Linked DNA regions of Homo sapiens: region 2 is linked to region 1. Evidence: read pairs that join two places in POLR2A ChIA-PET (ENCODE). Cell type or tissue: OCI-LY7. All regions are shown on one strand. Each heading gives the region's core, and the rest is flanking DNA. Links, peaks and the distances in the headings are about the cores only. Region 1 overlaps GOLIM4 (golgi integral membrane protein 4). Region 2 overlaps SERPINI1 (serpin family I member 1).

The links. Peaks named below come from ENCODE experiments on the same cell type or tissue, not always from the same donor. Only the 100,000 strongest peaks of a DNase experiment are listed, where the experiment ranks them.
Region 2: POLR2A ChIA-PET joins it to region 1 with 8 read pairs; 1 of 35 experiments calls an interaction of 5 or more read pairs at or near these places.

The regions. Positions count from the first base shown.
Region 1 is chr3:168,078,136-168,092,279 of GRCh38, forward strand. The region is part of intron 1 of GOLIM4 (golgi integral membrane protein 4); the gene reads right to left. Among named protein-coding and RNA genes, the nearest start is that of GOLIM4, 11 kb to the right of the region's middle. RefSeq lists an enhancer at 3,751-4,364. In OCI-LY7, for the core only: a CTCF peak has its summit at 10,383; a DNase peak (open chromatin) is centred at 10,426; H3K4me3 peaks cover 2,253 bases; H3K27ac peaks cover 2,351 bases.
Region 2 is chr3:167,764,808-167,781,751 of GRCh38, forward strand. All of the region lies in intron 1 of SERPINI1 (serpin family I member 1), which reads left to right. Among named protein-coding and RNA genes, the nearest start is that of SERPINI1, 38 kb to the left of the region's middle. In OCI-LY7, for the core only: no CTCF peak of the experiment used is centred there; DNase peaks (open chromatin) are centred at 8,884, 9,814 and 10,644; H3K4me3 peaks cover 1,977 bases; H3K27ac peaks cover 2,367 bases.

The DNA of each region.
Region 1 (14,144 bases), core at 9,041-11,540:
CTAGATAGGAATCCCCTGTTAATTATTTGAATATAATGAATAGACCTTTCCTTTTTATGTTCTTAAGTAATTTAGAACATTGTTATTTTAATAAAAAATTAAATAGGACATATTTTTGTTTACACAAATATTTTGTTAATTTTTTCTATCATAATTTGTATGGTAGCAAACTTTAAATTATCACAAGTAATAAAAGTAAAATCAATTACATTTTTATACATCAAAGATCACCACTGCCCTTTTGCCATTTATCTATAATAAAGCAAGACTACTGAGAAAACAATGTATGTAATAAATTGCTGAATATGAGTCACTATATGTAATTCTTATTCTCATCACTGTTCACTTCAGCTAGCACATCAGAATTTAAAAATCATAAAATTTTAACTTAGAAACACTTTTACAGCTAGTTTAACGACTCACTAGATATTTACATTAACTCTGTAATATTCCTCTCAACTGCTCAGTTATATTCTGAATTTTTCCAGTGGTAGAATTTCTCAACCAGCATTTTTCCAGAGGTAGCATTTCTAAACCAGGGTTTTGTTAACTTGTTTCAGGAAACTGATTTAACAAAAGGTAATTGGTGGGTCTGTTGTTATTGTATTTTTATAAATAAATAATCATTTTTAAAATGACCCCTTTAGAATATAGAAAGAGAAAAAGCACATGCCCAGTAAGCATGAATAATGGTTAACAAAGAACAGACAAGCCAGCTTATACGTCTAAGCAGTCCTCTGTGCAGCTTATCCCCTGGCTTAACAATGCTACAAATGCTTGTGTTTTGAACATTTAAGTTTCAGTTGTTTTTACTTTTGGTCATATTTTAAAATTTGTACTAACAGATCAGGAATTATAGTTGGGTTGTATGAGGATATTAAGTAACACTAGGAAAGGAGCAATAATAAATTTTGTAAATGCACTCAAAATAGTCCTTATGTTGCATTAGCTTAAAATAGTCATCAATCATATCAAAAAGCTGCTAGTCCCTTAAAAAAAAGAGTTAAAAGAACTAGAGCATTCATAGTGGCAGCAATCAATATCCAAATATCCATCAGCAGTAAATTGGGTAAGTTTTGATAGGCTTACACAATGGTAATAACATAGTAATAGAAATGAGCAATCTACAACTACATGTAACAGTCTGGATGGATCTCACAATGTTAAGCAAAAGAAGCCAGACACAAGAGCATATATTGTTTGATTTTATTTACACAAAGTACAAAAACAGGTGAAACTAAACCATGGTGCTTATTCTTTGAGGTTGGAAGACAATTTTTGAATGAGATGAGTGCAAGAGAGCTTCTGGGGTGCTGGTCTTGCCATGTGTTTTGATCTCATTGCTGGTTATACAGTTGTGTTTGTGAAGTCTCATCAAGCTGTTTGCTTATAATTTGTGCACTTTTATGTATGTAAGTTACAATTCAAAGTTGAATAAGTAAAATGTCAAAAACAATTTTATTTTATCTAAATTGTTATATTTGGTTGCGCTATACACATGCCCAATACTTTGTTCAGGGTTTTAATCTTTTTATCTTATCATTTAGATAACTAAAAATACAAAATTTAAAAAAGGGAAAGATTTCTTAGGTATAAAATATAAGAACTCAATATATTAAATGTAATAGTAATTTCTGTCTAGTTTTAAAGCTACAATAAAATATATCATTAATTTTACACTATATTTTAATATATACCTGCTCCAAAATCAAACACAATGTCATTTTGAACATGCTGAAATTGTTTTCTTAAATAGATATTTCAGAGAAAATTGTCAGTCACTTAAAGTAAAAAAAAATCTTTGTCATGAATATTAAGTTTAAAATTAATCTCTAAAATTACCTTTGTATTATTGTTGCTAATACATGATGCTAAATTTTCCTTTACATAAAATCTCTTTTCTGTCATGTGCTACGTAAAAATGAGGAAAAACTAATTCCTATGGAAGTATATAATAACAAAAAGTTTCAAGAATTAGAAGAACAGTTGGGTAACATTTTAATAATGGAGAAAAAAAATATGATTAGAGCTGCGGAGATCTTCTGACAAATTCCAGACCTGCCATTAACAAGCTGGGAGACTTCTGTCAGGTCACTGCTGTCCAACAGAAACGCACTCTGAAATGTCTGTAACTCTTAAATATCTGGTAGCCCCATTTTAAAAAGTAGAAAGTAATTGTGCACTGTAATATATCAATAATATCTTGTAAGACACAACACAATTAAAATGAGAGTTGTGTTTAACAGAAAAATACTTCCTGATGCTATAGTTTTAAAATTGATATTTAAATTCATGAAAATTAAATAAAATTTAAGATTCAGCTCCTCAGTCACACTGGGAGCCACATTTCTACACAGGACCCTAGTGGCCACCGTATTAGACAGCGCAGTCGCCAAGTCATTCCATCTCTTTAAGGCTTACTTTCTTCATTGATAAACTAAAAATGTTAGTCAAGATAAAGAATTTCAAACTTAGGTGCTTCTATAGGCCAGGCCATTAACATAAATGACCAAATCAATGGCAGTGGGAGTTTTGGCCAACTGAAGCCCACACGCCCCATTCCAAATAGGCAGCAAGTCACTCACCTGACACAGAAATGCAGGTCCAGTGTTGCAATAGGACTTTCCCCACAACGTTGGAAATCTAGATGTTTATATAAAATATTTTTCTTTTTCCATACATAAACTACTGTGAAATTTTTCAAAGCACTGTGTGGGCTAAACCAAAACATACCTATATGCTGGTATGTGCAACCTGGGCTCTAAGAACTTTCTTTACTGCTTTTACCAAGCTCTGATTTATTTATAGGAGTGATTTGACTTTGACACCTGGAATCTAAAACACACAGCTGGAGACTCAGTTGAGTAGTGAGCATCAAACCACCCCACTGTGAAGTCAAGACAAGCTAAAGATGCTACCAGGTAGCAGCCTGTGGTGAATGTTAGCAGGATTCCAGCATGAGATGAAGTCCTACTTACACCCCAGAATGCAGACAAGTCTGAAAAGAAATCATACTAAGGGAAGGGACAGCCCAATCCCCTAATTCTGGATCAAGGACAATGTGCCAGAGATATTAACAAAGAGAAAGGGTAGTGAAGCTGAATTCTCCCCAGTGACTATCACCCTTGTCACCCTGGGACCCAATCCTTATGGAGCCTGCCTAGATCCTCCAGCACATGTGAGACTGACAGCGGAAAGCTGCAGAGGTGAAGCAGAAATTAGTAGCATGAGCAGCCATCAGCATCTTCCATGGACATAGTAGGCAGGGTTGGGAAGGGGGTAAGGGGTAGCAGATGGACTGGGAATATTCTTAGCTGTTTGGCAGAATCTAAAAAAAGGTAGAGTGCCCTCAGAGGTGGCAAAGTCAGAAACTCAGTTTTGTAAGTCCTGTTAAACCTATGTTTAGCTCCAGGATAAGGAAGCCTTGGAAACAGGATTGTGTGAGTAAGAGCCCGGAGTTAGGATTCAAGTAAACTGAGCATTAATCCCACATGTGTCACTGTCTTGCTGTGTGACTTCTGCTTCCTTAAATTTAAAATGGTAATAACACAGTATAATGGTAATAACACAGAGTTATTACTCTGTAACACAGGGTTGTTTTCAGCATCAAATAATATCATGAATACAAGGCAATTCAGAAAGTACACATTTCTCATGTAATTGCAAGACCTTTTTATTTTACTAAGAAATTACTAATGGATTCTAGGAATGCAATTTATTAAAAGCCATTTAAGTCTCCAATCAGAATTATTCTTTAATTTGGAGATGGGAGGGTAAGAGGGTTAATAGTCAGGGCTTAAGGGGAACAGCAGCAAACACACTGACTACTCCATTACAAACTCTGCCACTTACAGTCATGTCTAGAGGGGGTTCATGGAGTGGGACTAAGGGAGGTCAAATTCCAAGATGGACTTGAAAAGACCTCAGGAGGAATTTGCCCTAAAGCAGTGGTTCTTAACCTTTTTCAGGTCAATGATGTTTTGAGGAACTGATTAACGCTATGGCTTCTGTCTTGGAAAAAGACACATATACAAAATTGACATATATCTTCAGGACGTTCATGAACCACCCCCGCCAAGGATCCCAACTTGAAAATGCTACCCTTAAGGAAGACAGGATCACAGGAAAAACATTCAGTGTGGTCTTAGGCAATGAGCTGGTGCTGGATAGGAGGCAGTTCTAAGAACAGCTGGAAGCCAACAGTAAAGACAAAGCCGACTTTCTTTAAAGCTCAGCCCCTCCTCAAAATATTGTTACTGTGAGACCCTTAGATGAAGACATCTTAGAGTCTCCCTATAAAGGGCCACATATGTACTCACAAATACTACCATTCTAGGTAACTAGTAGCTTCTGCTCCCTTGGACAGTTTCAACATAAGGGAGCATACTCTAGGCTCAGTTCACATGGACCCTGCTCGAACTCAGTGCAAAAGATACGAGAGAAAGAACAGTATGTAAGTCTCTCTAAGAACGACAAGGCACTTTATCAATACATTATAGAACATGCAGGGAATTTTCCTCATTTTGGTTTTGTCAAAGAGAAAGTAGAGAAGAGAATACATGTTACAGAGAGGGTGACGGTGTCAATATGAATACCACCAAGAGCAGGAGTTCACAGCAACTTAGAATGCCAGTGAACATCATGGCAGAAACCTGGCACCCATACACACAGCAATGGGGCAGGAAGAGAAACACTGGTTCTACAGAAATTCAACAACAACTTCTCACTGACAAGAGCAGAACAATCTTTAATTCTTGAATGAAATACAGCCTCAAACACATTTTGACAAAATATAATCTATCCACTTCCCAATCCAATCTCTTATAGAAATATGTTTTGGAAAGTACAATGGAAGTCAAATAAAAAGAATATTTTTCTCATGTATTTGTAATAACTAAACTATGTTTAGGTGAATGAAGACATACTATGAATGTGGAATTATAACTGTTCAGAACACACTTAATGACCTTTTCATAACGTATTCTTATATTCTACTTTTGACTTTATTAATATCACAAAAGAATACTCATATATTGCAATTTTTAAATGACTTTCAAAGTAGGAGTGAATGAACAAGTTGAAATTACCAGTTACAATTAATGCTTTCTTTAAATCAAAAATATCTTACTAAGACCAGTAAAAGTATCAAAAAAATCTCCTATCAAATAAAACTTCACCAAGGACTGCAGTCTATAAAGTCAAAAGAACATGCTGCAGTGCATTCATATCTACTTGCCAAAGAAACAGTTCGCATATTATCAATGGGTTTTGAAACTTCCCAAGGACATGATGTCTTCCACTTGGGTATTTTACTTAATGAACTACTGACTGGGTTTATTCAAAGAGTCACGTGGATTTTTAATTTTCCCAGGTCAAACGGTTTAAATACCAGGTAATTTCCCTGTGAAGCTATAATTTTAAATGCCACTTCTTGCTAATATATTTCCAATTTAATGGTAAGTCACATTTTAGAATGTAGTAAAACATTTTTACAAAAGTATTGAGTCAGATAATGCAAGAAAAATGATTTAGCACAGTGGTTGGTACCCAGCAAGTGCTCAATGAATGTTAGCTTATGACAACTTTGGGAATAATGATGTTGCCAACAATGACAATAATAATACTCAAACAACTATACTCACCTTATGGTAGGCTGCTACGAAGGCTGCCCCCAATGATCTCCACTTTCTGTAATTCACAATCTCACTAAGCCCTTCCCTTGTGCTGAATTCAGCATGTGCTGAATGTAGAGATTCAATTCTAATGAAGATAATATGGCAGAAGTGATGAGATACCACTTCCAAGATTAGGTTATTAAAACACCTTCACTTTTATCTTCAGTGCTTACACTGTTTATCAATCTCTTGGATCTCTTGCTGATATGGTTTGGCTCTGAGTTGTAATTCCCAATGTTGCAGGAGAGGCCTGGTGGGAGGTGACTGGATCATCGGGGTGGATTTCCCCCTTGCTGTTCTCATGATAGTGACTGAGTTCTCACAAGAACTGATGGTTTAAAGGTGTATGGCACCTCCCCCTTCACCCTCTCTCTCCTGCTCCACCAGAGTAAGACATGCTTGCTTCCCCTTTGCCCTCTGCCATCATTGTAAGTTTCCTGAGGCCTCCCAGCCATGCTTCCTATATAGCCTGTGGAATTGTGAGTCAACTAAGCCTATTTTCTATATAAACCAGCCAGTCTCAGGTAGTTCTTTCTAGCAATGTGAGAACAGACTAATACACTTGCCCTGGGGGTAACCAGTTATGATATCGTGACGTATTCCTGTGGCAGGCCCCAGATGAGTGTGATTGGAAATGGATTTTCTAAGGCCTATCAACAACCACCTGAGTGAATTTTGAAGTAGATCCTTTAATCCCAATCAAGTTTTAAAATGACTAAACACTGATCAGCAGCTTGACTGCAACCTTGTGAGTGACCATGGCAGAGTCACCCAGTTAAGCCCAGATTCCTTTCCCACAGAAGTTGTGAGATAATGTTCATTGTTCTACAACAGTTAAGTTTTGAGATAATTTGCTATGCAACAAGATAACTAATATAGATTTTGAAATGGGGTGCTGTCATAAAAATCTAAAGGTGGAAGTAGCTTTGGAACTGTGTAGTGGACCTTAAGAAAAGTGTTAGTGAGAATGTGCCTCGAACACACTCTACATAGAATTTTGGAATTTAAGAAGGCTGATGGAAGGGCTTAAATGAAAGTGAGAAAATGTTTATGGAAACTAAAAATTATGTAGTGGCTAAAGTTTAGCAATAACCACACTTAGGTGTAGTTAATGTGACCAGCAGTCACTTATAGTTACATGGAAATTAAAAAAAAAAAAATGTGCCAGATGAACTGACTTATCCAGTTAAGGACATTTACCAGCAAAGTGCTGAAGATGTCACCTGGTTTCTTCTTACTGTCTTATGGTAAACTATGAGAAGAAAGAGATACATTGGGGGAAGTACTGCTAAACAAAAAGGAGGCAGGACTTGATAGTTACGAAAATTCTTAGCTTCTCTAGACAGCAAATAATGTTGAAATTAAGAAACAGCTTTTAAGATAAGATCAATTCCAGGACACTATCAGAAAAACATGGTCTAAAGACAAAAGCGGAGGGTGTCTTATAAAATCGGTTTGTTAAAATCTTGGAATGATCAAAAGTGATATCTCAGAGTACTATTTCATCAGATGACAGAACCTCCTAAGGGTTCCTCAGAGCCTCATAATGAGCCTTTGGGAAATTTAAGGGCATGCATTGTCTCTCCCCGATCTTGGCACAAGCCCAAAGTAGAGAAGACTTATCTCCAAGAGATATATGAATGTGGCTTTTGGCTAATGGAGAAAATTCAAAGAAGTTTCACAGGAGACCCACAAACTTTTTGAGAAGATTGTATCAGCAGAACCACTGCCTATTTGGACCAAAAGGGGTAGAAGCAGTACTAAATTTAAAAAGGCCACGGGTCCTTAAAATTCTACCGGTAGGAAGCAGGCTGAGAAAACCACTCAGCTGCAAACATATGCCACCTTTCACGAAAAAGGAAAGATGACTCAGAGTGGAACCAAGAAACCAAATGGTACAGTCAAGAGCCCTGGAGAACTATTCCCAGGCTTTGAGACCTACTACAGGAGCACTTGCCTCAACAGACTTCAAATTCCTATTGACAGGTGACTCCTATTTTTCTCACATTTCTGCCTTTTTTTTAAACAGGAATATCTAGGTATTTTATGCCTGTCCTACCACCATATGTTGGCTGTGTTGAGGGCAGGTAATTTGACTCTGGTTTCACAGATCTACAGATAAAGAGGAAGCATACTTGAAGAATTATAGTTAAAGATTGTATGGATACCTAAGGGGCCTCACCCACACCTGGATCAAATTTGGATGGCATCTAGATTTTGAGGTGATGACCGCCTATACAGTAAAAAAAATTATTTTTCATATTTTAATAAAAGTGATGTTTGACATCAATACAATTTAACTTGTTTTATAGCATCCAAACCTCTAAATAAAATATAAAATAATTTAAAACATTTTCTGTCTGTTAAAAGATTGAGCTACTAATGCAGAAGGGCAAGCATCATAGATTTCTAATATTAATATTATTTATTAATAAATCTCACTAATATAAAACTTGATAAACTTCTCTAAACCAAATTAATCAATTATCAACTGCCAAATTTTAATCTGTTTATAATATTTATTTGACAGCATCATAGCTATTATCAAGAGAACACATAAGCAATGTCAAAGCTGTCCTAAATATCTTGATTTGCAGATTATTTTTTCTGTTTGTAACAAAGATTCCAATTAAAGGAGGCATTTTAAATGAGATGTGAACTGGAAAATGAAATGTCTGACTCTCCTAAAATGATTATAATTTTTTTAACTTCATGCACTCCCAAAGAAAAGCAAATAATATCATTTCAATGTTCTATAATGCCTATCCTTCAGAATGACAGCACATCTTAATTTTCTATTCACTATCATATTGTGACATTTTATGTATGAAAAATAGTTAAAGCAGTATTTTTTAAAATGTCATACGGCTATAGAGAGCAATTTATTTCATGCCCATGTCCCTCCGGGCTATGAGCCTATTTAGTAAAGCTTATCAGTGAAGGACAATGACTGACATGTCTTCTGCATATGCACTCATGGGCCAATAAAAACAAAGAACACAAATATACCATTCAGAAATACACAGCACTGTTTAAAAATAGCAATGCCCATTTCTTCTCACAGAGAAGAGGGTCCTAGTCTACAGAGACAGCACAGAGCAGTGAAGGGGTATTATCTTGTACTGAGAGTCAGAGTATGTGGGCTCTCAGCTTAGCTTAAGCTACCTGGTAAGTGACTTATCCACCTTAGAATTCAGTTAACTAACTGTAAAATTCAGTGTCTGTATCCAACTTGATCAGTCAATGCATTCCTAAACTTCAGACATGCAGGCACCCCTCAGGCGAGTTCTTACTACACTCATGCAAAACCTGTACAGTTTTTTTGAATCCACCAAATAATCACTTAAATAAGTTTATTTTTCCTTAAAATAAACTTTAAACAGGAAACTTTTACACCACTACTTTATAAATGAAAAATCTGATTTACATAGCATTAATGATTGGTAATAGATTTAATTTTAAAATTAAATACAATAATACAACAAAACAATTATCAAATTCTAGCTATCAAGTTGTTGGCTGCCTAACGTCTATTCTCTTTGGAAAAACAGAGAAGCAACTCTCTAGGAGAGAGATTCTAGCATCAGACTGAGAATTTCTCCATTACTTGTCAGGAAAGCATTGAAAGGAAATAAGTTTTTCATTATATGATTCACTGTCATTTCAGGCAACATCTACATGCCACATAAAATCAACTCTAGTATCAACCAAAATCATCTTTCATACCAGCAGCAAATTTCTTGTACCCTGGAAATGCTGCATCAAATAGTACACCCGTTATTTCTGATTCTAAATTTTATCATGAATCCCCATATGACCCACCTAACCTACTTTCTTAAAACCATTAATACTGTCATGAGAGACACTAAAATAATTTTGAGGGCAATGATGCACTATGGAAAAAGTTACATTAGGTTTCTAAGCTTAGTTTCATCAGGCTAGATCTTGACACTGGCAAGTTAATTAACCTCTCTAAGCCTCAGATTGCTCATTCAGATTAAAGTGCTAGTGTCACAGTTAAATGACATAATGCATGTAATAAGCTTAGCATTGAACCCGAACATGGTAGGTACTCAATAAATGTTATGGATTAAAAATAATTTAATTTTCTCAAATAAGTTTTCAAAATTCTACTAAAATTCACTCCAAAGAACACTGGCTAAAAAGAAAATATAGTTTATCATTTTTCTTTTATAATAAAGCTATATGATATATAACTTTCACTTCAAAATAAAGCTATAAAACCCATAAACCATCTACTGGCAAAAGTAGCAAAACCACTTTGTCCTTAATGATAAAAGAAGAACCATTGGCTGTCAAAATGAAAAACAACAACTCTTAGTTGCTATCATGTAAAGCATTTTCAGGTTTTTTCCACCCCAAGAACGGCTCAAAAGGGTAGAAAAGACAGAGTGAGAATATCTTAATCAAAAAGTTTCAGCCAAGTAGGGCACATAGTGAAAGGAGCCACTTTTAGGCCAGCACTAATAACACTCTTACCTACTAGATGTAGTAAAGGCTGGGCAAAATAAAAAGAAGCCCAATGTTAATTCAACAACAGTAGTTCTGGTCACCTAATAAATGGTAGTAGTAATATTCTCCAGGACTCATACTCGTCACTTCAGATGCACTATTTCTAATCCATACAAGTTTGCAAGTTAGACATTGCTAACCCAAATTAAAACACGAAGAGGCTGAAGTTCAGAGAGGTTATTTGCCTGCTCAAGGTCACCCTGCTGGTAAATGCCTGAGTTGCACTGAAACCACATCTGATGCCCCAACCAGCTCTCCAGTCACCATTTCCTGCTGCTTTTCTTTTAGGACATAAAGATGTGAACAAAACTCTTCCTCAGTACTTTGAAAAGTCACCAGGTGATATGTGTCCCCTTTTCTTTCCCTGCCCTCTTCTGGTTTCTCTCCAATCCTTTGCTTTTTGATTCACACCATATTTAGTCAGTATTCATTTCCCCAACTCCAATTCACTTATTCCTTCAGCCACAGTAATGTGGTATTGTACCCCAGCCCTTTTGGAAACTGTCCTTCCTAAGAAAAGAAAGAATAAAAAGAAATCAAGGCAAGGCTTCCAATCTACTTGGAACTTAAACTAAAGGCTCCCAGATAACAAGTAATTCTCTTACACAGCAACCAATTATTTACCTGGACACCAGTACTCTCATTAGAGTTGGCATGTTACATATTAGAGGGATGACTAAGGTGGGCACAACGTGTGAAATCGATTATAGATTATGTGCAAATCATACATATTCAAAAGAATGCTTCACTGAATTAGAGCTTCAAAAGGTATTTGGAAGCTTTTATCTTTTATTCAGGGAAGGAATTTACACACAAATAAAAATTACTGAACTTAAGAGTATTTTTGTTCCATATTCTAAATGGTACAGGATCAAGCAAAAATGATAGTCTCTTCATTTAACTCTAAGTTGTACTTCAGTGAAGATGTCCATTTAATAGACAATGTCTAGTTCATGTTTTAAGTTCTAACGCTGCACTTGAAAATTAGTACACCTACCACACATTGCCCACACTTGTGGTCTAAATTGCTGAGGTCTATGAACCACTCTGTTGTATATGTTTCCTCAATCATCCAAAATGCAAGCTACACCCTTCTAAGCACTGCACATCAGCTAACACTATTGATTCTCAAGATAACCTTTTGTAAGCACTATTATCCTGATTATTACATATGAATAGATTGAGTCACAGAAAGGTTAAATAACTTGCCCATGACCACACAGCTAGCAAAATAAGATAGCAGAAAATCAAATCCAAGTGCTCTGACGCCTCAGCCTGTATCTATTATACCTCACTGCGCACAATACCACCATATATATGCACATTAATAGGCCAAGAAAAAGTACTACATAGGTACTACCAGGCACCAGACGCTGGAGATGAAGGAATAAAAAAAGCCTGGTTCTGTGCTGAAGATGTTTCTCTCTTTTTTTTTTTTTTTTTGAGACAGAGTCTCGCTCTGTTGCCCAGGCTGGAGTGCAGGGGGGTGACTGGGCTCACTGCAACCTCTGTCTCCCAGGTTCAAGCAATTCTCATGCCTCAGCCTCCTGAGTAGCTGGGATTATAAGCATGTGCCACCACACCTGGCTAATTTTTGTATTTTTAGTAGAGATGAGGTTTAGCCATGTTGGCCAGGCTGGTCTCAAACTCCTGATCTCAAGTGATCCACCCGCCTCAGTCTCCCAAAGTGCTGGGATTACAGGCGAGAGACAGGGTGCCTGGCCAATGTTTCCTTTCTAAAAGTAGATTTAGGGAAGGTTGAAAGCAAAGAAGTAACCAATGACAAGATGTATTCATGCTTAGGCCAGTGGGCCATCCTGAGTGTTAGAGGAGCCCAATGCAAAAAACACTTAAATAACAAATGTCTGCACACCGAAAGAAACAACACAGTAAACAGCCTACAAAATAGGAAAAAATATCTGCAAAGTATGCACCTGATAAAGGGCTAATATCCAGAAGCTACAAGGAACTCAAGCAGCTTGACAAGAAAAAAAAAAATTAAAAACTGAGCAGAGGACATGAAAAGACATTTTTAACAGGAAGCTAGACAAGAAGACAACACACATAGGAAAAAATGCTCAACATCACTAAGCATGAGAGAAATGCAAGTTAAAATCACAGTGAGATACCATCTTACACTAGTCAGAACGGCTTTTATTAAAAAGTCAAAAAACAACAAATGTTGGCAAACATGCAAAGAAACGGGAATGCTTATACACTGTTGGTAGGAATGTAAACTAGCACAACCTTTCTGGAAAACAGTATCAGGATTTCTCAAAGAACTAAAAATAGAGCTACCATTCACTCCAGCAATCCCAATACTAGGTATATACCCAAAGGGAAATAAATAATTATACAAAAAAGATACCTGCACTTGTATGTTTATTGCAGCACTATTCACAACAGCAAAGATATGGAATCAACCTAAGCGTCCATCAACAGAGAACTGGTAAAGAAAATGTGGTATATATACACCATGGAATACTACTCAGCCGTAACAAGGAATGAAATCATGTCTTTTGCAGCAACATGGATGGACCTGGAGGCCATTATCCTAAGGGAAATAACTCAGAAAAAGAAAAGTCGAAGATAGCATGTTCTCATTTACAAGTGGGAGCTATACAACGGGCACACATGGACATAGAGAGTGGAAGTGGAGACTACAAAAGGTGGGAGGCTAGCAGGGGGTGAGAGTTGGAAATTTTCCTGTGGGGTAAACATGTCCATTCTTTGGGTGCACTGAAAGCCCAGACTTCACCACAACTCAATATATGCATGTGAGAAATCCACACTTGTAACTCTGCACTTCTACACGTCACATTTGTGACCTTTTTTTAAAATTTTAAATAGTTGTAACATATTCATCTGGAATAGGAACATATAAACCTTACATAAACTTTTTCTGGATGGTTTCTCCTTATCCCTGGAAGTCCAAAAGCATTGCAATACTGTGTTTTAGGAATGTCAGGCTCTTTGCCTCTACACTAAATGCCTTTTATAAAAATTTAAATAGTTATATCTCTCTCCCAGATCTCACAGCACATAATTATTACCTTAGCAGTCACACCCTCTCCTAATCTGATATGATCCAGAACAGAGTTAATCAGTAACCGCAGTCCAAGTTTAAATTGTCAAGGAAGGTCCTTTCTTCTGATTAAAGTACACTGGATGTTTGCATATTCCTTGATGTTCATTTAAGGTACAATAAAAGGAGGTGGTTAGCTACATAAACAAATTCTGCCAATTTCAAAATTTGAAATTACCCATGACAAACCTGGCAAGAGTAAAAGGGATAAAGCAGCTTACCTCAAAGAGGGATTCTGATAACAGCTAACTTTTAACGAGCAGTACCTACTATATGCCAAGTATGTGCTAAGAGCTCTACAGTCTATCATCTTCATTAATCCTCACAATACCTCTATAAAATAGGTTATTCTAATCTCCACTTTATAAATAAGAAAAACGTCAAGGTTCACACAAAAGGTTGTAGAACTAGAACTGAATTACAGTCTAGAAACCAGTCTGCTTTTAATCACATACTCAGATAAAAAATTCAAGTGTCTCTGGGGCCAAACAAGTAAAGTAAATGCACGGAAAGGCTCAGTTTTAAGATTTTTTATAGAGGTGTGGCTCTCAACCTTGGCTGCACACAGGAATCACCAGGGGAGCTTTAAAGACTTTTGAAGCCTGGGTTCCACCCCCCATAGACTGTTATTTAATTGGTCTGGGAGCCACCAGGTGATACTAATGGGCAGTCTAGACTGAGAAACACTGCCTATAGATACAGACAATGGAGCATGGCTCACTTGAAAGCAGTTTAAAAACTTTAAAGGTTATATAAACACTGTGCTGGCCAAAGATTGTTATTACCTTTGCCACCAGTATGTGACCTCTGTCCCACTCCTCAGTATAATTAAGGTGCCAGTATGGGAGATA
Region 2 (16,944 bases), core at 8,782-11,281, 310 kb before region 1:
ATAAATACAGCCGTTGCAAATGGGAGAAATTGGCCAAAACAAAGGGGCTAAAGGAACCATGCAAGTCTGAAATCCAGCAGGGCAGTCAAATCTTAAAGCTCCAAAATGATCTCCTTTGACTTCATGTTTCACATCCAGGTCACACTGATGCAAGAGGTAGGTTCTCATTGTCTTGGGCAGCTCCACCCCTGTGACTTTGCAGGGTACACCCTCCCTCCTAGCTGCCTTCACAAGCTAGCATTGAGTGTCTGTGGCTTTTCCAGGCACACAGTGCAAGCTATCAGTGCATCTACCATTCTGGGGTCTGGTGGACAGTGGCCCTCTCCTCACATATCCACTAGACAGTGCTCCAGTAGGGACTCTGTGTGGAGGCTCCAACCCCACATTTCTCTTCCACATTACCCTAGCAGAGGTACTGCATGAGAGTCCCACCCCTGCAGCAAACTTCTGCCTGGGCAATCAGGCGTTTGCATACATCTTCTGAAATCTAGGTGGAGGTTCCCAAATCTCAATTCTTGACTTCTGTGCACTCACAGGCTCAACACCATATGGTAGCTGCCAAGGCTTGAAGCTTGCACCCTCTGAAGCCACAGCCCAAGCTCTACATTGTCCCCTTTCAGCCACAGCTGGAGTGGCTAGGACGCAGTGCACCAAGTCCCCAGGCTGCACACAGCACGGGGTTCCTGGGCCCAGCCCATGAAACCACTTTTTCCTCCTAGGCCTCTGGGCCTGTAATGGGAGGAGCTGCCACAGAAGTCTCTGACATGTCCTGGAGACATTTTCCCTATTGTCTTGGGGATAACATTCAGCTCCTTGTTACTTATGCAGATTTCTTCAGCTGGCTTGAATTTCTCCTCAAAAAATAGAATTTTCTTTTCTATAGCATTGTCAGGCTGCAAATTTTCTGAACTTTTATGCTCTACTTCTCTTATAAAACTCAATGCCTTTAACAGCACCCAAGTCAATTTTTGAATGCTTTGCTGCTTAGAAATTTCCTCTGCCAGATACCCTAAATCATCTCTGTCAAGTTCAAAGTTCCACAGATCTCTAGGGCAGGGGCAAAATGCTGCCAGTCTCTTTGCTAAAACATAACAAGAGTCACCTTTGCTGCAGTTCCCAATAAGCTCATCTCCATCTGAGACCACCCCAGCCTGGACCTTATTGTTCATATCACTATCAGCATTTTTGTCAAAGCAATTCAACAAGTCTCTAGGAAGCTCCAAAATTTCCCACACTTCCCTGTCTTCTTCTGAGCCCTCCAAACTTTTCCAACCTCTGCCTGTTACCCAGTTCCAAAGTCGCTTCCACATTTGTGGGTATCTTTTCAGCAATGCACCACCCTACTGGTACCAATTTACTGTATTAGTTCATTTTCATGCTGCTGATAAATACGTACCCAAGACTGGGCAATTTACCTAAAAAAAAAAAAAAAAAAGATTTAATGGACTTCCAGTCCCACATGACTGGAGAGGCTTCACAATCATGGCAGAAGGCAAGGGGAGCAACTCACATCTTATATGGATGGCAGCAGGCAAAGAGAGAGAGAGCTTGTGCAGGGGAACTCCCATTTTTAAAACCATCAGATCCCTTGAGATTTATTCACTATCATGAGAACAGCCTAAGAAAGACACACACCCCTGATTCAATTATCTCCCACTGGGTCTCTCCCACAACACGTGGGAATTACGGGTGCTACAACTTGAGATTTGGGTGGGGACACAGAGCCAAACCATATCAGTGAGGAAGGCATGTTAAAAGCTGAGATAGGCCAAAAGCTCGGCCTCCTGTGCCAAGGAGCAAGCCAAGTCGTGAATGCAAAGAAAAAATCCTGAAGTCAGTTAATTAAAAATGCCACTCCAGTGAGCACATGGATGATAGAAGGTTAAACAGGCCTATTGCTGATATGGAGAAAGTTTTAGTGGTCTAGATAGATCAAACCAGCCATAAAATTCCTTTAAATTAAAGCCTAATCCAGAGCAATAGCCTAACTCCTAAATTCTATGAAGGCTGAGAGAAGTGAAGAGGTTTCAGAAGAAAAGATTGAAGCCAGCAGAGAGATTGGTTCATGAGGTTTAAGAAAGGAAGCCATCTCCGTAACATAAAAGCGTATGGAGAAGCAGCAAGTGCTGATGGAGAAGCTGCAGCAAGTTATCCAGAAGATCTAGCTAAGATGACTGATGAAGGTGGCTACACTAAACAACATATTTTCACTGTCGATGAAACACCCTTATACTGTAAGACAGTGCCATCTAGGACTTTCATAGCTGGAGAGATAAAGTCAATGTCTGGTTTTAAAACTTCAAAGGACAGGCTGACTCTCATTATGGGCTAAATGCAGCTGGTGATTTTAAGTTGGAGCCAATGCTCATTTACCATTTGGATAATCTTAGGGCACTTAAGAATTATGCTAAATCTACTCTGCCTGTGCTCTACAAATGGAACAACACAACCTGAATGACAGCACATCTGTTTTGCAGCATGACTTAGTGGTTATTTTAAGCTCACTGTTGAGACCTACTGCTTGGAAAAACAGGTTCCTTTCAAAATATTACTGCTCGTTGACAGTGTATCTGATCACCCAAGAGCTCTGATGGAAATGTACATGGAGATTAATGTTGTCTTCATGCCTACTAACCTGGAATCCACTCTGCAGCCCATGGATCAAGGAGTAATTTTGACTTTCAATTCTTATTATTTAAAAATATATTTTGTATGTTTATAGAGCCATAGATAGTGATTCCTCTCTTAGATCTGGGCAAAGTAAATTGAAATTTTTCTGGAAAGGATTCACTAGAATGGCATCATTTAGTGATGCCATTTGGAAAAAATGTTATCTTTTTTGTAAAGAAAATTTTTGATTCACGGGAGAAAGTTAAAGTGTCAACATTAAAGAGAGTTTGGAAGAAATTGATTCCAACCCTCATGGATGATTTTGAGGGGTTCATTGAAGTCTTCAGTGGAGGAAGTAACTGTGGATATGGAAGAAGTAACAAGAGAACTCGAATTGGAGCCTGAAGATAATAACTGAATTTCTGCAATCTCATGATCAAATTTGAAGGGATGAGGCATTGCTTCTTATGGATGAGCAAAGGAAGTGTTTTTTTGGAGGTGGAATCTACTGGTGAAGATGCTGTGAACATTGTTGAAATTACAAGAAAGAATTTAGACTATTACAAAAACTCAGTTGATAAAGCAATGGTAGGGTTTGAGAGGACTGAATCCAATTTTGAAAGAAGTTCTACTATGGGTAAAATGCTATCAAACAACATTGCATGATACAGAAGAAATATTTTGTGAGAGTCCATAGATGTGGCAAACTTCACTGTTGTCTTATTTTAAGATATTGCTACAACCACCCAAACCTTCAGCAACCGCCAGCCTTATCAGTGAGCAGCCATCAACATCAAGGTAAGACCCTCCACCAATGAAAAGCTTATGACTTGCTGATGGCTGAGATGATCATTAGCATTTTTCAGCAATAAAGTATTTTTACATTAAGGTATGTGCCTTATTTTTTTAGACATAATGCTATTGCACACTTAATGGATTACAGTAGAGTGTAAGCATAACTTTTATATACAGTGGAAAACCAAAAAGTTCATATAACTCACTTTATTGTGTTATTAACTTTATTGTGGCGACCTGGATCCAGACCAGCAATATCGCTGAGGTATGCCTGTACTCAATTCAAAACTGAAGAAGACTGAAAAATCTGACTTGTGGGTTAAAAACAAAAGCACATCAGTGATCATGCATTATTTGTGTTTTACACTATAGCAATATAGCTAGCTACAGCCACAAAGAAAGTTGTTCTTCTGTGTATCTGAGTTTTCTAGAAAACTGAAATGTATCCTGTTGAATATTCCAATATTGTGTTTCAGATGGCTTATGGAATTTCTCTAACGTATTATGCACATCCCTGAAGATCCTACTGAATAGAATAGGTTACTATTTCTGAGATGGTTGAAGGGCATCATCATGAGTATCCAGCACTGGCTGCTGCAGGAATACCATGATCCGCATAGGAAATATGCTTATGGTAAAGGTCCTAGACTTTAAGGGTTTATTTGAGGTCTGCCAAGTTTTTCATTTGCTGCAGACCAGCTTTTTTTATGGCTTCTTCCTAAAGCCAGTATGCCTGTCTCCAGGAGCCCCTCCCTCTAATTTTGTTCTTTTGTTTGTTTGTTTGTTTGTTTGTTTGTTTTGAGATGGAGTGTGGCTCTGTCACCAGGCTGGAGTGCAGTGGCATGATCTCAGCTCACTGCAACCTCTGCCTCCCAGGTTCAGAGAGTTCTCCTGCCTCAGCCTCCCGAGTAGCTGGGACTACAGGTGCACACCACCATGCCCAGCTAATTTTTGTATTTTTAGTAGAAACGGGGTTTCACCATGTTGGCCAGGATGGTCTCAATCTCTTGACCTTGTGATCCACCCGCCTTGGCCTCTCAAAGTGCTGGGATTACAGGCATGAGCCACCATGCCTGGCCCTAATTTTGTTCTTTTAATTGCCAACGACAGGAAGCCAAAACAAAACATGCATGTATTTTAAGATCATACATAAAATAAAATTAAACATTCTAGGGTAGGGATTACATACTTCTGCCCCTCCGAGTTAACTATACAGACTTTGATACAAAATATTTAACTTTATGGATTCTTATTTTTGACTATTTAAAGATCTTAAAGTTTGTGCTTATTCTAGTTTATCAGATGCATTCTGGATAAGAGAAATCATCTAATATTGTGACCTTTGTATAAGTAAGAAAGAACCATAAAATCCCAGCCCTAAAGATTATAGACATATTCTACAACTTTTAAGAGGTGACTGCTTTTCTGTCCCAGTTCATTTTTTTACAAGTCATGCCTTAGAGTCATTCTCTAATATTAAGAGTGTGACCCTTAATATTTTTATCAGTCTGTTAAGTGACTAATGGTACCTCAGTGTAGTTTATTTTAATTAATAATTATTGAAAAGTTTGACCATGTTTTTACCTGTTTAAAAGCCATTTGTAATATCTTTTTTATGATGTATTCATATCCTTTGCCTGTTTTTCTATAGAATTTTGGTTGATTTTTTTAATTTATAAAAGTCCTTTGTAGAGTAGGAAAATTATTCTTTTGTCTGTGATTTAAGATTTTTCAGTTTTTCACTTGTCTCTTGACTGTAGTTACATGTTTTTTTTTTTCCTGTGGATTATTTTTATTTTAACATAGGCATGTTTACTTTTTTTTTTTTTAATGATGCCTAGGTCTTTGTCACACTTGGGCCTTCTCTGATGCAACCTTATATATTCAGATATAACATATGCATATATATGCACACATATATGTATGTGCCTATATGGAAAAGATATGTACAAATATATGTATGTATATATTTACATATGAATATATGTTTTTAAAGTATATGTTTAAAAAAGTTCATGATTTTTTCCTGGAACTTTTAAGTTTCATTGTTTACTTTTAAAGTCTGATCTCTCTGGAATTTATTTTGATTTGAAGTACAAAGTAATCTTCTTTATTGATTTAACACAAAAATATATTGTTCTCCCAACACAAGTTATTATTTACTGAATAATCTCTTTTAAAACCACTGATTTGAAGTGCCAAGTTTTATCATATAGTAGATTATATTTCGAACCACCCTATTTTAATTATTGTAGCTTTTTAATGCATTTTAGTATCTTATCACTGTTTTTATTCCTCAAAATTTTCTTTGGTATTCTTAATTTTTTCTACATAAACTTTAAAATTAGTCTAATTTTTTTAAAGCTCTATTTTTATTGAAATTTTATTAAATGTTTAGTATAATATAGGGAGAACTGACATCTTTTCAATATTGCATATTCCTATTGAAGAATAAGGTATCAATTTCCACTTATTCTAGTCTTTTTCCACAATTGTCTCAATTACTATAAATGACTTTTACAATTTGTTTCAACAGTAAAATAAAGCCCAGGCATAGTAATTTGTTGACGTGCATCTCAAATCTCTTAAGCCATCTGTTTCCCTGTTTCTCCAGCTCTCACTAACCTTTATTTCTATGTTACGTTTGTTGAAACTGATCAACTGTCCTGTACATTTTCCCACCATCTGGACCTTGCTGATGTACCCTCATGGTGTTGTTTATCATGTTAATCTGTCCTTATTTTGCTAAGAATACTACTTAAAAGATGAAGGATTCTAGTCTTTTCTGTGTTTATTCCTCAGCAGCATTTTATCTGTTCTTTTGTATAGATCCTTCTTATTTCTGTTTGAGTATATTTTTAGGGTTTTTAATAATATAACCTCTGTAGAGGGCAATTTGACAGTATTTATCAAAATTATAAGTACTTGTATCTTTTGACCCAACAATTTAACTTCTCAGAATTTATCCTGTGGAGATAATTGCCCACCTGTGAAATGCTATATATCTGAAATTACTTGTTGTGGCATTATTTATGTAGTAAGGTTGCGATAATCTAAATTCCCATTGGTGGAAGACTAATTAAATAAATACAGTGAAATGTTATAAAGATGATTTTTTTTAAATGAGAAGATTCTTTATGTAATGCTAGGAAATAGTATCCAACATATGCTGTTAAATGAAAGTAAAAATGTAAACCAGTGTATACGAATGTATATTATGTTGTTATTTCTGTAAGAAAAGGGACCATACATATACTGTATATACATAAGATATCTCTGGAAGATAACTTTGGTTGGTTTCACTGAGGGAAACTGGCTAAGGGACAAGGGAATGTGGGGAAGAGAATCTTCACTATATACCTTTTTATAACTTTTGCCTTTGTGCTCTGTTAGTGTTTTACCTGTTTAACTTTTTTTTTAGTTAAAACATTTAAGTACTGTAATGAAATAAATGACAGGTTAACATCCCAATAAATATATTTTATGTTTCAGACCTGTTGTAGAATTATTTGGCACAAGTAGGACCGATATGTTAAATGTCATCCACACTTAAGGAGTACCTTGCCAGCAAGTAAGACAGTTTAAAACTAGATGGACTGTGTGTGAGTGTGTGTGTGTGCGCGTGTGTGTGTGTGCGCGCACGCGCACGCACATGCACACATGGAATTTAGCAGAGTCGGTCTTTTACAGGGAATTCTTGCATTAAATTAACAGAAGTGAACCTGATGACCTCTAAATATCATCCAACATGGGCAGCATGGCATAGTGAAATAGTACGAGGCTTGAAGCCTTCAGATGAAGGTTCAGATCCCCTCTTCACTCCTTAATAAACTGTGTGAACATGTTATAGTATCTTCAACTTAATAGGTTTCAGTTTCTTAATCTACAAATGGGGTTGCTTCCATCTACCTATAGGCTTGTTATGAGCATTAGCAATAATTTATATTATGTCTGGAAGTTTGGTTCATTATACTGTTATTCCATCTCCACAGATCTATGAATGAATGATCCTTGGGGAGAAAATTGAGGTCAAAGATATATTTTATGGGAGGAACTTCTCCTTTCATTTTGAAACTTAGATATTTCTATCATATTCCTGAATGTTATTAACAATTCTCTAGATCTTTTACCTCCCATCCACTCACCTATGAAATTCTACAAGCAATACTAGAAGTGAGGAAATGTGACCGTACATCCCAACCTATTTGGGTAGCCCGCCTTGCACTTACCTCAAGTTGAGCTTTGCCTCTTACTGCTTTTCTTATTGGGATTTTAAAATTGTATATTCAAATATAGCTGTATAGATCTCTTATGGAGTAAAATCCATGATGCTCATGGCAACCCGATGTCCATCATGTAGTCATTCTCTGCAGGGCTAATTGTCTGTATTTTTAAAAAGTGAAGTCAAGAGAATTGTTTCATTTTATTCTAATTCATTTATGGACATGTCTTATCTCCATGACAGTCTCTGACACATACCTTGGAGTCATTAAAATATTCTCTGAAATTCAAGTGCAGTGGAGTGTACCTATAGTATCAGCTGCTCAGGAAGATGAGGCAGGAAAATTGCTTGAATAGCCATTGTATTCCAGCCTGGGCAGTATCTTGAGACTCTCTCTCTCTCTCTCTCTCTCTCTCTCTCTCTCTCTCTCTATATATATATATATATATATATATATATACACACACACACACACACACACACACACATGCATATATACATATACATATATACACATATATATGTATATGTGTGTATATATATGTATATATATATATTTCTCTGAAGTTTATCTGACACAACTAACTTTAACTTTTGGTAGTGCTTAAGACAAGAAGCAAATCAGAAGTTAAAAAACAAAAAGACTCCAACATATTTGCCTGCATTTCATCATGACTATTCTGAGAACTTTCAGTGGTTACCTAAGGAGAGGGACACATCCTAACTATACCAGGGCAGTGAATGCTATTGCTCACAATGTAAGATCCATTAATTACACTCCCCATTCTACCTGTCCAATGATGGGAAAAGCTTTAAGCTGCTATGTAAGCAGCTTGATAAGAGACAGTTTCCTGTTAGTGAGGACTGTTAAACTTGGATTTGATTCAGAAAAATAAATTAAATCCATTTCTCTCGAGATCTCCGAAAATAAGAGTGGTCGATTTACTATTTTAAGTGCCTTGTGAAGAACTACAATATTTCCCCTACTTTTTTTCACCTACACCAACATTAACATTGGCTGATTTCCTTGACACATCTTTCTACATAACTTCCTAAAGCTGTTACTATATTATAAATGTTGTCCTGAAAATTACAAGCAAATGTAACTAGAATACTTTGATAGAGCCTTTTTAAAATCTACTTATGTTTTAGTTGTTTGCCCACACTGCAATAAAAATTATAAGTTGTCTTTTCAGTCATTCACACTGATGAACAGGAACAGGAAACCAAAGTTTCTTTTAGAAATACCTCTATTACAATGTGTGTGGCAGGTTTATAAATAGAATTAACAGGCAGGTATTTTCAGATAGCTTTAGCACAGTGTTAGTCAATGTCAGGGAAATTTTTTTAAGTTTATGGGAGCTTTAAAAAACAAAACAGTAAAATTACTTTTGACACATTCTTTGTTACTTTGACTTTCACCACAGTCTATAGTCCTGAAAAAGACTGTTTATAAAGTAACGTACATAACTTAATTTCCCCAGGGTAAAATAAGTGTCAGCCACAAGTATTTTTGTGATTAAGAAAGAGCCACTTAACTTAGGTTGGTGTTCCATATCAGTTAGAGATTTCTTCTGTCAATTTCTAGCATTTCTACCACAAGTTTTTTTCTAAAAAAAAGAATTCTTAGAGGAAATAATAAAGATTTTTTTCCAGATATCTAAATTAGTATACATTTTTAAAAACATCATAATAACTCTATGAAATATAAAGTAGCAAAACAGCATATGAAAGTTCTCATCTTCAGCTTGGGACACAGCTAATGCTTAGTAAGTAGCAGATTGAGGCATATGAGGTTGCCAATATTTGACCACTTTGACTTATAAAAATGACAATTTCATGAGATTCAAGTTAATATTAGTATTCTTCCTTATTTGCATTGGTGTCAGAATCCCATTAGCCTAATTCATCTTACCAAAAGGGCCCTCAGATCTTGAGAAAATTATGGTTATTGGCCAAGATAAAAGTGTATCTGCATGGCTTCAGTAGCTACTGCAGCAAAGTGAACCTATACATTTCACCTCAAGAGAGTTTAGGGATGTTCTCAAACCTCATACCTGATCTTATAAAGCAGAGGTCCCCAATCCCTGGGCCATGGACCAGTACTGGTCAGTGACCTGTTAGGAACCAGGCCATACAGTAGGAGGTGAATGGTGGGCAAGCGAGAATTACCAACCCGAGCTCCACCTCCTGTCAGACCAGCAGCAGCATTAGATTCTCATAGGAGCCTAAACCCTATTGTCAACTGTGCATGTGAGGGATCTAGGTTGTGCACTCCTCATGAGAATCTAACTAATGCCTGATGATCTGAGGTGGAGCAGTTTCATCCCCAAACCATCCCCTCACCCCTGTCTATTGAAAAATTGTCTCCCACGAAACCTGTCCCTGGTGCCCAAAAGGTTGGGGGCCACTGTTATAAAGTACAGCAAGAAGTTAAAGCTAAAGGAGTAAAATAACAGTTGTGAGGCTGACATTGTAGTGGAGAGAGACACAGAATCCAAAAAAGCAAAAAAGGACAAAAACAAGCTACAAATATAATACAAATACCATTTAATATGGGTGGCTTTGATGTGTACGTATGACTAACAGCCCTATATCCTGCTGTCCTGTATTAAGATATCATTATATTATAATAACATGTTTCCAGTTCTGACTGTTCATTATCAAGATAAGTTTAAAACTGTCTTTGAATGCTCTAAAAGTCTGTGTGAATTTTAAGTGTGTGTTCTAGTAACTTCTCTGAAAATTTTACGTGATTTCCCAGCCCTTCAGGGTACAACGAAGTGTCACTTTATTATTATTATTATTATTATTATTATTATTATTATTATTATTATTATTATTTGAGACAGAGTCTCGCTCTGTTGCCCAGGCTGCAGTGCAGTGGCGCAGTCTCAGCTCACTGCAACCTCCGCCTCCTGGGTTCAAACAGTTCTCCTGCCTCAGCCTCCAGAGTAGCTGGGATTAGACACCTGCCACCACGCCCGGCTAATTTTTGTATTTTTAGTAGAGATGGGCTTCACCTGAAGTGTGACTTTAACACATGAATGATTAGAGGATGAGTCAGGCTACAACTCTGTTTATTAGCAAAACAATTGGGGAGCAACTTTATATCTGAGTATTTTTAGACTTTCAGGGACACAGCCAACTTTTAAAATTTTATTACACGAAAACATTTTAATAATAAAAAATTAGAAACTGTAATATGTTTTTAAATTCTGCATGAAAAACTGAATATCTCCTTGAACAATGTAGACCTAGTAGATGAAAAATACCACAAAAGTGGGTTGCTTTTTTCATCCTGTTTTTTCTGTATCCCTAGCATCTAGCTCAGGGGCTGGCACATAGCTGGCAAGAATACATATTTGTTGAATGAATGAATGGAGTGAATGCAATTCTAAGTATTGCATTAATATGTAAGTCCTTAGCTCATTAAATATCCTTTTTGTACAAGAAATTGTTCAGTAAAAATACTCTTTTCTCCACTGCACTCCAGCCTGGGCGACAGAGTGAGACCCCGTCCCAAAAAAAAGCGAAAAAAAAATACTCTTTTCTCACCTACAAAATGGGGGGAGGCCTTACCAGGTGTTTCCAGCATAAATATTCCACAGTCTTGTAAACAGGCAAGCCCACTGTCTAGGGAAGAGATCAAACAGTAGGGATTTCTTAAAGCATTAATGGGTAAGTTAAGACCATTAATGCCTGGCTTCGTTCCACAATGGCCTTGGGCCACATGCAACCTTGATTGATGATGACTTTTTACCCGTCTCTCTGAAACTACTTGCTGAGTTTTGTCTTAGGGCTTGTGTGTCACTTGTTTAGCTCTCCTGACATTAATCCAAAGGAAGTCATTCATTGGCAAGTACAAATTCTCCCCAATTATGCCAAAGAGAATTATTCATTACATTTTATGGAAAGCCCAAATCTTATTTCCAGGAGGGCTGGGGACCTGCCAGCTCACTGGGTTTTGTTGGCATTGATTGATTTTGCTTTCCCCAGGCTTTTAACCAAAAGCCTTTCGAATTCCAAATGGAGCCTCTTTATCATTTGAGATCTCCTGAAGACACGGAATTTGGTTTTAAATAAAAATATCTTAGCTAAGGACACATGTTTTGTGGGATTAATGCTACTAATTTTTCTCTGCTTTTGTTTTAAACACTTGAATTATGGGCTCTTTGGTCAAGAACCAATGTTAGGAAAAGTTGATCTGTTTAGCCTACTTCTAGCTGTGTCTGCACTGTTTAATGCAGTAGGCACTAGCCACATGTGACTATTTGATTAATCAAATTAAAAGTTAAGTTCCTTGATTTGACTAGTCAAATTGCAAGAACTCAATAGCCAAAAGTGGCTGCTGGCTGTCTCACTGGAGATGCACACATATGTAGTATTTCTGTCAGCACAGAAAGTTGTGTTAGACAACACTGGCAAAGACTATCTCCTTGACTGAACTTGAGTCAGACTCCTCTGAACTGTCTTCAGGCCCTGACCTTGGACTCTGTCCTTGACCTACTTGGTCCAGTTTTAGTAAGAATCCTGCTGAGTCAGTATAGCGAGAATCCCCTAGTCTTGATATGTGATAAAATTCCTCATCTTGCCCAACCTACCCCCATCATCCTCCATATCTTATCACTCTGGCCTGCCTTCACCAAGAATCCTGTCAGGTCAGTTTAAGTAGGGGCCCCCCTTATTCCTGATCTTTCCTCTTAGTAATTTTCCATCCACTGACATCCACTCTGCTCCTTGGCTATAAATTCCCACTTGTCCTGGTATTTGGAGTTAAACACGTTCTCTCTCTACTACTACAAAACCCCCACTGCAGTAGTCCTTCTTGAACAGTCCTCCTTATCATCTTTGACAATGTCATATTTTTTCTTTATTGACATTATCTTAAGTTCTAAAAGGACACAAAATATTCAAGTATTTTAGCTTTTAATTTTAAAAATTTCTTATTACCTAAGATGGGAAGAGGATTGACCAGAGATTTATTTATTCAACATTTATTTATTGAGTCAATACAGTTTCACAAGAGGTTATTGTAGTTGTGAAATATTCTTGGAGGTTTACAGCCTCTATCTCCCACTACACAGGTGATGTTGTGGTCCAGGGAAGCACCTGGGGAAAGCCCAAAAGCTTTTTGGAAGTCTCAGACACTGCTAAAGAAAGGGAGTCTTCTCTTCTGAGTCACAGTTCATCTTCATTTCACCCACCCTTCTCTCAATGCTGAGGAATTCAAATTTAATATATTAAATATATAAGAAAGTACTTTAGAAATTCTAGGGACTGTTGGCACTACATATTCTCTTAGTTGTTTCCAAACGTTTCCAGGGCTAGATTGTGTTACAGTTTGAATGTGCCCTCCAAAAGTTTACGTGTTGGAAACTTGATTGCCACTGTAACAATGTTAAGAGGTAGGGCTTTGGAGGTGATTGGGCTATGAGGGCTCTGCCCTCAGGAATGGATTAATGCTGTTATCATGGGAGTGGGCTGGTTATGGTAGGAGTTTGGCCTCCTTTTCCTCTCCATACTGCCCTCTCTCATCTTCTCTTGCCTTTTTACCTTTCAGCCTTCCACAATGGGATGACCCTCATCTGATGCTGGTGCCATGCTCTTGGACTTCCCAGCATTCAGAATCATTTGCCAAATAAACTTCTTTTCTTTATAAATTACCCAGTCTGTGGTTATTCTATTATAGCAACAGAAAACAGACTAAGACAACTTGTTAGTCCCCAAATGAGCAGGTCATCAGGCCCAGCTGTACTCTTGCATGCATGTAAAATAACCAAGAATTTTAGTCCTGTGTTACAGCCCAATGGGTTCTTCTTGCCTGCTGCACAGATAAAGCCAATACACTAAGACAACACTGTTGCAGCAGAGAAAGGATTTAATTATCGCAAAGCAGCTCAGCAGTAGAGTGGGAGATATTTCTCAAATTTGCCTTCCTGAGATCACAAAGGCTATGGTTTGTAAGGATAATTTGGTGGGCAGGGGGCTAGGAAATGGGTTTCTCTGATTGGTTGGGGATGAAATCATAGGAGATTCAAACTGTCTTTGGAAGCTGAGTCAGTGTCTGTGTGGGGATCACAGGACCAGTTGGGTCCGTTCGTTTGTGTGAATCACTGATCTGGGTGGCATCAGTTGGTCCACCTGAATTCAAAAGTCTGAAAAATATCTCAAAGACAAGTCTTAGATTTTGATAATAGTGATGTGATTTATAGGAGCAATTAGGAAAGTTTCAAATCTTGTGACCTCTGGCTACATGATTCCTGAGCAGTAAGCAAGCTAGAGAACAATGGCTGATTATCAGTTAACTATGCTTATAGGCTGGCAGAATTCAGGCCCTTACCATAATTCCCGAACAAGAAAGGAGTTAGTCTGGGGAAGAGGCTATTGTCATCATTGCTTTAAAGTTAAGCCATAAGCTAAATTCCTCTCATAGTTAGCTTGGCCAATGCCAAGGAATGAGCAAGGACAGATAGTTTGGGGGGTTAGAAGCAAGATGACATCAGCTGTGTTAGATTCATCCTGCTACGATAATCTTTGCAAAGACAATTTCAACTGTAGCACAGCCAGGTCAGTGCTAGTTGCTATGTGATCAGTAATTCCAAGCTACAGAGTTCTACCAAATCATTTTGGGCTATCATTGATACCGTACAAATTCAAGCAATGATTAAGTGATTAAGAAAAGCCTAATATTCCAGTACCTTCCTAGTCTAATTATTGGATTATTCTATGAAAACACATATTTTTAAAAGAAAAATTTCTAGCTTAAAAATTTTTTTAAACCGATTAAATGGTAATTATTTTTAAGAAGGTTATAATCTTGACTCTCATACAAATGCAAAACGAACACATATCAAAGTTTTTTTAGCTCAATAATTAATGAGATAACCAGTAAGCTATGAGAACCAATTCAGGAAAGGATCCAAAAAGCAAATGAATATATAAGCCTTCAGAAATACCAAAATACATTTGCTTAATAGATGCAAACTGGCCAATATCCACAGGGCAATAATCAATTGCATTCCACTATACATGTATATTGTGCATTATTATGGACTAGAATCATTTGCCTCATGACCAGTTTTCTACAACATAGAGAGTTGTAAAATTGTTCAAAGAAAACTTCAAAACCCATAGAGTCAGATAACCTAGAAATGTATGTTTTCGATAATACCTAGTTTTCATTGAAGACATCCAGTAATCATCTTGGCCCATTCCCAAATCTTCCATAATTTTTTCTTCCGGTAAATTAACTCTTCATATATTACTCTGTCCATGGTTATGCCCTTTTGATGTACCTGGCCATTTTCTCAAGTTCATGTTATTTGAGAGATACATGAGGAGCTCTCCCTTTTGTTTGATTCAATAGTACAGAAAAAAAGAGCACGTCTCCTATTACAAACTCCAAGTTAAGAGGTATGGGAAGGGTCACAGTGAGCTGGGTAACTAGAGGGAGAGGCAAAAGAAAGAGAAAAAGGAGAAAGGATTAAATCATTTATATCATAATTTCATGGATAGTATTATAGAATTAAACCTCTTTGTAGTCACTTATTTCACAGGTTCTGGCCCATTGGCTTTAAGAGGCATCTCAGTTTAGTAATGGTTTCTTGGAGGAGAAAGAAAATTTGAAAAGGAAAAAATATATACTTCTTTAAAAAATGGAGTATATTTATACCATGGCATATTATTCCCTCAGTAAACAACGGTTTAAACCTTTTTAACATTCTTTTGAATCACTTTGTCCATCATTTATCATGCATATGACTTGATACTTTCATAGTGCATTTCCTGATTGAAACCTTTTTAGCAGCTTTGTGATTGAAAATGTAATCTTAAAGCATTTCAAAGAATACTGGGATATTTTCTACATAATCCACCCTATACTCCTACTCTCTCTACACACTCCAATTTAATTATATACCTGAGGTTACACAGCTAATTTTGAAAGTTGTAAGGAAGGTTTTGATAGCTTACCGCCTAAGCAGTTGTCCTCAGCATAGCATTCATGGGTTATTCACTTTTCCTAGCTTTGAAAACACTGTGATCTATTCTGTAAGACTGACAAATCCTTCTGCCTTTAACTGTGCTGGTTGGCATCCAACAGACAGTCCTTTTGAATAACCCAAGGCCAAAAGATTTATTAACTTGCACAGATTTATCTACTTCCATGTGTTTTCTATTCTTGGGTCCTCTGTAAAACATTTAATTGTTATTTTACAAGAGAATCACTTGGTTCATTCCTTGAGTGATGAATGTTTGCATCACTTGCAGTAAATTTACATCCTGTGGTGCTCTTCATTCTCTTCTGCATACACAGTACTTTTTCTGTTCACTTCTGCCATCACAGTACAGTCCTATTGAGGACAAGTCCACATCCAAATTTAAGGAAAACTACTGTGAGAGGCAGGACCAATGGAAACAATTCAACTGAGCGAACAAGGATAAACAAATAGCCTAAAGTACACACTTGTCTAGGCAATGGCTCATGCACAGAAAATAACAGCTCTAACACATAATTGTCTGTGTGATGATCAGCTGATTTCTTTGGACATTGATTATAAGATTTATTAGAATTGGGAAAGGGAAGGAACACTATGCATGAGGAATTTGCAAAATTACAGATTTCTAAAATACAGATTGTTTCACAAAGTGTGACCCCCTTTTCTTTTGACAAGTTTTTTTGACAAAGTTCCTAGCTTCATTGCTGCTGATCTAATTGTGCCTTTCTCTTAGCAAATCAGGAAACACAGGCCCGGAAACTTTCACTTATTCCAACTTTCACCAAGGTAGCTAGTATTAACCAAAGTTAAAGCAGTGGATTCCAAACTCCCAGTTTTCCAAACACCATGATAAAGTTTTCACCAGTCTGTGGCAAAATGAAAAAAACAAAGTAGTAATTTTTATGAGTTCAAAAATATCTACTTCAAGGGATTGTTTTATTTTCATGTTGAAATATTCATTTTTTATGTGATTGATGTAGTCATTCTTTTGTATGATTAAAAGAGGCATTATTTTTGTAAATTTTTTTGCCGCCACCCCAATATATTAGCAGAACAAAAATTTAGTAGCCCTATGTAGGTTCTTTCAATTAAAGGAATTACTAGTCCTTTACATACAAAAGTCTGAGAATTAACAGGCAGGGAACTTCTAATACAGTGTTCTTTTTGTTAGGCATTTCTCCCTAGTTATTTCTTTTGGCCTTTTTTTTTTTTTTTTTTTTTTTTTACTGGAGAAAGGGCCTCCCTCAAGCATTTTTCTCAGCTACCAAAGGACACTTCTCTCTTTTTCTCAACTCACAATTATGAAACCATTTTTTA